2 separate regions of the Homo sapiens genome follow, and region 1 is linked to region 2. A link is an interaction called in ENCODE POLR2A ChIA-PET data of the cell type or tissue named here. Cell type or tissue: MCF 10A. All regions are shown on one strand. Each heading gives the region's core, and the rest is flanking DNA. Links, peaks and the distances in the headings are about the cores only.

Evidence for each region. ChIA-PET counts read pairs that join two places held together with the same protein. Peaks named below come from ENCODE experiments on the same cell type or tissue, not always from the same donor. Only the 100,000 strongest peaks of a DNase experiment are listed, where the experiment ranks them.
Region 1: POLR2A ChIA-PET joins it to region 2 with 5 read pairs; 2 of 35 experiments call an interaction of 5 or more read pairs at or near these places.

Annotation. Positions count from the first base shown.
Region 1 is chr3:71,025,654-71,028,998 of GRCh38, forward strand. All of the region lies in intron 11 of FOXP1 (forkhead box P1), which reads right to left. Among named protein-coding and RNA genes, the nearest start is that of FOXP1-AS1, 260 kb to the right of the region's middle. In MCF 10A, for the core only: no CTCF peak of the experiment used is centred there; no DNase peak of the experiment used is centred there.
Region 2 is chr3:71,531,247-71,534,591 of GRCh38, forward strand. All of the region lies in intron 2 of FOXP1 (forkhead box P1), which reads right to left. Among named protein-coding and RNA genes, the nearest start is that of MIR1284, 9.2 kb to the right of the region's middle. In MCF 10A, for the core only: no CTCF peak of the experiment used is centred there; DNase peaks (open chromatin) are centred at 1,575 and 1,995.

The DNA of each region.
Region 1 (3,345 bases), core at 329-2,828, 510 kb before region 2:
CTGAAGGAAGTTAGCACAGGGAAAAGGTCACTTTCTGTTTCTGTTTAACAAACACCAATTTTACATCAGCACAGATCTGTTGGGTGATATGGTCAGTGATTAATGTTTACCAGATATTACACTGATCAAGATTATCCCAGAGTAAACTACTGAATCAATGAGTTTGAAAACTTCACAGTCCCCAAACTCTAGGTCTGCTTTAAGTATCTTCTAAGCCTGGTTCATATCCCTGAGGATGTATGTGAGGAAAAGCAGAGTCACAATCAACTTTTTAGGAAGGTTAAGTGACAGTCTTGAATTTTTCTAAGAAATTAGGGTATACTAGGAAGGCAGGGTTTCCATGCACTTGGCACAGTACCATATTCAGTCAAGGTCCCTTCCCTCTGAAAAATGAGAAAAACCTATGAAAACATACCAACTCATAATATGCACACACTCAGTGGGGTCCACACAATGTCAAATGGAGCAAGAAAGCATACTTTGAAGATTTGCAGATGTATCTTAATTTGTAATGGACTAAAATATATCTAGTGTCTCCAACTTCTGATTTCACAGATATCATTTCTTAGAATGAGGCTCATTTTATTTAAGAAATGACTTGATTTAAAGAAAATAATACAAATAATCACATAAGCAGACAGGGCAAACCTCACAACAATGGGGCGCATATTCAAACGACTCAAGTTTGGAAAAGTAAAAGCTCATAAAGTAGTCCTTGAGGATCCAGTCTGTAGCTGGGTTAACTTCGCAGGTTGACACTGACAAAGTAGCAAGTCTCTGAAGACGTACTTTAATTTGAATTTTCACAGGGGATGGCAGAGCCTCACGGTCGTTCTGGACTTAGGGGTCAAAGACCCACAAAGGCCCCAACAGCACAGTGTAGTGTGTCTGATGCTTTTAGGACTAGAGCTTCTTCCTCCAGATTTAAGGGCATCTCATTTGTAAGCTATCTATGTGACCAGCAACTGGCTGCTTTACCAATGGTAAGAACCTGAGGCTAGGTGCCACGAAAGGTAGTAAGTCTGGCAGTTATTTTCATCACTAACCATGTCACCAATCTCCCCTATCTCCCCCCTTTCCAGCCACACTGGGCAAAATGTGCCATCTTGATTCCCAGATGCCAGGAGTATTTATGTGGCATAGCAGGAGAACGGAGCAGAGAATCAGAGCTGTAGTACTGGAGGCTGGTTGGTGTGCTTGGATCACAATGCAATCGCAAACAGAGCAGGTGATGACAAGCACAAAATGCCTGTATTTGCAAGGTGATGAGTGAAGGAATAAATAAAGGAAAAGAACAACAAGAGGCAGAGGTCCATCTTTTGTTTCTGACACCAGTAAGGGCTATTCTGAGTTTGTAACTAAAAGTTTACCACTGGCAGTATTAACACTGGGATCTCGTTAAGAAAACAGAATGCTTTCCAAAAAGTGGTGTGAGCAACTGTGTCAATACAGACATAGGGATCACTAATCCAAAAGTTATTAACACCATTAGGCAGGCATTCTCATTATGTCAATGCAAGTGTGTTTGCACTGGTGAGTCACAAGGTCTATGTGGAACCTTGTCCATATGTTAGAGGAACCAATGACACCCAAAAAAACCAACGACCGTAAACAAAGTTCCAATATTAATTCTTATTTTCTTCCCCTCCCCAGTATGCTATGGAAGTCAGCAAAAGATTTCTAAGAGTTACATCATACTTCAAAAGCAGAACCATACACAAGGGCCAGACCAGAAAGCAGGAGATGAAGGGACAAGTTAGCCAAAGATACAAAATGGCTCAAAACTATCAGGCACTTGCTTATGTATTTCCTTAGAATTACTCCCTACTTTATGTAATTACATTTATTTCTCTATAGCACAAGATGCCTCATTAACATTCACTGGGTTAAATTCTTCTCTACATTTAATTCAGCAGATTTAATTAAACACCTACTTTGTGATAATCATGTTAGGTTCTTAGATCAGTCTCCAAAACTGGGATGCATATGACCTACATCATATATTTAAGATTTGATATTACATATATGAGTCACAATATTAAGATTTCTGTATACACATATTAATATTAGAACTTGAAAATGTATATATACATTTCTCACCCTCTTAGCCACCAATTTTTATAACATAAGGAATATATATTAGAAACATGTATATAATTAATAAACATACTTAGTAGGGGTACACATTCAACACTTTTATACTGATGGGTAAAAAATCAAGTTTGGTGGTCACTGGCATTGACTGCAACTTTAAGTAAGTTCTCATCCTCGGAAAGAGTTCTACCCAATTCTCTAGTTGGGGAGACAGTGATAACTGAACAGATGGCTGGAACATAAAGTACTGTAACATTTGATCTGGGCCTTAACGTATCAGTAGGAGCTCAGGTGATGAAAGGAATAGAGTGAGAGCAGAGAACCGAAGCACACACACAAAAAATCTAGGAAGACAAAACCAGAGCCCTGATGAATGAAATTAAGGCCAAAATTGAAATTTTTTTTTTAAATTTTGCTCCATAAAATAGCTTATATTGGGCCACAGTCTTGAGAATTTTTCTCTCTGAAATGTTGAGTCTTGGCTCTGAAACCTGTATTTTCCTAAGTAATGGTAATCCAGATCACTTATCCGTCACTTTGAACTTCGGTAGAATGCCACACCATAAGGATACCAGGTGGGGACGTTGTAAGGCAGTGGTTCTCAGAGTACGGGTCTGGAACTTGTAAAAGATGCAAATGTGGGGGCCCCACCCCAATTTACTGAATCAGAAACACTAAGGGTGGGGCCCAGTAGCCTGTATTTTAGCCATTCCTCCAGGGGGATTCTGAGGCAAGCTAAAGATTGAGATGTACTTGTAGCAGAAACTTAAGTTTTCTCATGGTTTGGAGCAGCTACAGGTATCGACAACAGCTAACCAGGTTCTCTTACAGAAGTGCTCGCCAACCTTTTTGGCACCAGGGACTGGTTTCATGGAAGACAATTTTTCCAGGAACTGGGGGGCAGGGAATAGTTTCGGGATGATTCAAGCACATAATATTTATCATGCATTTATTTCTATTATTATTACATTGTAACATATAATGAAATAATTTTACAACTCACCCTAACGTAGAATCAGTTGGGAGCCCCGAGCTTATTTTCCTACAAATATAGACAGTCCCATGTGGGGGTAATGGGAGACAGTGACAGATCATTGGGCATTAGATTCTCATAAGGAGCACACAACCTAGATTCCTTGCATGTGTGGTTCACAATAGGATTCACGCTCCTGTGAGAATCTAATGCCTCGCTGATCTGATAGGAGGCGAAGCTCAGGTGGTAATGTGAGCGATGGGGAGCGGCTGTAAATA
Region 2 (3,345 bases), core at 574-3,073:
TGAGATGGGATTTACAAAGGTAACGCTGCCCAAGGTCACTCAGAAGGGGCCTGCCATTTCCACTAGCACAGGCAGCTGCCCGGCAGCAGCTCACAGCAAGAAGCCACTCAGCTATCGGCCTGGCTCCAGTTACAGCTGTAAACTACTGCTATTCTACGGGAAGAAACTGGGGCCCTCAACAGGAAAAGACCTCAGAGCACTATATTGCCAGTCCACCCTGGTTTAAATAGAGGAGCTCTACTTGAGGAACAAATTGGACAAAAAAAAAGAAGGAAGGAAACAAACAAATAAGTGAGGAAACAAAGAAAGCACACTGCCTTGTTAGGAGTAAGAAGAAAATACACAACAGCCAATGTTCTCATGACCATCTTTTTTTTGTTTTGCTTCCCTGACTGCACAGTTATCTCCAGTGTGATCATTTAGGAGAGGAATGATTTATCATTTCTGACTAGGTAAAGGTAACCATCTTCAAGCCAAAGATGTTTGGGATGGGCCAACAAGTTGAAACCTACATGGAAAAGGCTTAACTGGGAACGTTTGTGTGTTCAGGTAGACAGATCCTTCAACTACAGCGTTCTAGACCCAAGATTTTGTATCTTCCTACCTTACTATGTAGGTAAGTGGAGGACGCATGAAATTTATAGCCCAACTATATGTGTTGTGTACCCCACCATTTCAGAATACTCTGAAAAAACCGAATGTCATTTATGCGACTTCCACATGCTCAATTCTACAATTCCTTTTACTTATTTCAATGAAATCTCAAGTCCTACAGGCTTCCATTGACTTAATAGGCAGTCTTCTTTTTTATCTCTCTTGCAAAAGTTCCTCCATCACCTGGCACAGCAAAGAAAAAAAATTCTTTTGTTTTGAGACAGGGTCTCACTGTGTTGCCCAGACTGGTGTGCAGTGGCGTGATCTTGGCTAACTGCAACCTCCACCTCCTGGGCTCAAGCAATCCTCCCGCCTCAGCCTCCTGAGTAGCTGGAACTACAGATGTGTGCCACCACACCCAAATTTTTGTATTTTTTGTAGAGACGGGGTTTTGCCGTATTGCCCAGGCTGGTCTCCAACTCCTGAGCTCAAGCGATCTGCCTACTTCGGCCTCCCAAAGTGCTGAGATTACAGGCATGAGCCACCACGGCCGGCACAAAGAAACTATTAATGAAGTTACTCAAACACCCAAAAGTGGATGGTCCCACAAACCAAATACACTCCCTGGATGGCTGTCATCTTACCTTCAGTGTTTTACCCAAAACTGTTGGCAAGACAGGTCCTAGTGGAATGATTTTTTAAAAAAATTAATTTGGTGTCAGTGTGAGTTTCCTTAAGGTAGGAAATTTTTAAAATAACTTATTAAAACTCACAGTGTTGGCAAGATCTCCTCCCAATCCATGCCCAACTGTGCAGACAGGAGATGAAGACAAGGTGGGGCCTCCCTCTTTTTTTTCTTTTTTTACTAAATTTGGCAGGAAAAGCAAAGGGAAGCTGCTTCTTCCAGTTCCCCACCTGCCCCGCCCTTCTGTTCCACAGAGAACAGAAAGTGCCGTAAGCAACAACTAAGTTTACACTGGCCACTCCAACCACATATCTAGCAATAACTTCATAATTTGTTTTTAAGCATACATTTTCAGGAGGCGAGGCGGGGGACAGGATCTACTGAGGTATACACACTTCATCCTTGAAGGAAATAAACATGAGTCATATTCAAACATTCCAAATCAAAGCATAGGACCCTGGTTGATACATCTTGCTCCTGCAATCAGAAAGAAAGAGTTTAGAATCTACCAGAAGGTAAAGTTACCATACAAGTTTTAACAAATACTTCTGCAGCGGCCAGTGAGAACTCAACTGCTACAAAAATATTTTTGACTTTCTTAATATGAAATAAAAATACCACATAACTCCAACATTTCACAACTGTTAATTAGGCAAGATGCATTATCATGGTATGTACAGTTGAGCCTTGAACAACCTGGGTTGGAAGTGCACAGGCCCACTTATGAGAGGATTTTCTTCCACCCCTGCCAGCCCTGCACAAGCAAGACCAACCCCTCCCTTTCCTCCACCTTCTCAGCCTACTCAATGTAAAGAACGATGATGAGTCATTTCCACTTAATGAAGAGTAAATATATTTTGTCTTCCTTATGATATTCTTAATAACATTTCATTTCCTCTAGCTTACTTTATTGTCAGAATACAGCAATATATTATATATGGAACATACAAAATATGTGTTAATTGACTGTTTATGTTACCAGGAAAGCTTCTGTTCTACAGTAAGCTCTGGTAGTTATGTTTTGGGGAATCATAAGTTACACCCAGATTTTCGACTGTGTGGAAAATTGGCGTCCCCAACCCCATTATTGTTCTGTGAACAATTTCAAATCCTTCCCCTCACTCTTTAATTCTGCAGAATTATTTTTCGGGTGTTTTAAAGGGGGCAATAGCAAAGATTGGGATGACATGCAAAACATCCTCCAGACAAATTTTAGTCTCCATCTTATTCTTTTGTTGAATGAATAATTAAAGTCTTCAGCCATTATGATGCAATCCTCCAGAGAGCTACAAGAAATACAAGGAAAAATAACAGAACTCAACATTTCTTTGGAATCCACCTTCCTCAAAAATGGGTTTAAGGTGATTGTAACCCAAAATGAATACAGAAAAAGCCCTAAGCCTTGGTGTCACGGGAAGCCCAATTGTTCAAAAAAGAGAAGGAGCATAATCACAGTTGTCCGTCTGTATATTGGGGGACTGGTTCAGAACCCGTAAGTAGACCAAAATCCGTGCATACTCAAGTCCTGCAGTCAGCCCTGCAAAACCCTCAAAGGCAGCTGTGCGCGGTGGCAAACGCCTGTAATCTCAGCAATTTGGGAGGCCAAGGCAGGCGGATGACCTGAGGTCAGGAGTTCGAGACCAGCCTGGCCAACACAGTGAAACCCTGTCTCTACTAAAAATACAAAATTAGCCAGGTGTGGTGGCGTACGCCTGTAATCCCAGCTACTCAGGAGGCCAAGGCAGGAGAATCGCTTGGACCTGGGGGGGTGGAGGTTGCAGTGAGTGGAGATCACGCCATTGCACTCCAGCCTAGGCAAAAACTCTGTCAAAAACAACAACAACAACAACAACAAAAAACCCTAAGGCTCTCCCTATACACTGGTTTCCCATTCACCAACACTGAGTTTTCACTCTGCATGTGGTCGAAAAAAAATCCACGTATGAGTAGACACCCCCAGTTCAAAGGTCAACTCCACTTCTCACTAGAATTAAAAAGCTTTACTCCAAATGTAGTTAAAACAGCCCAATATCTTCCTCTTATAAGCAGTAATTAAACTTTAGTGT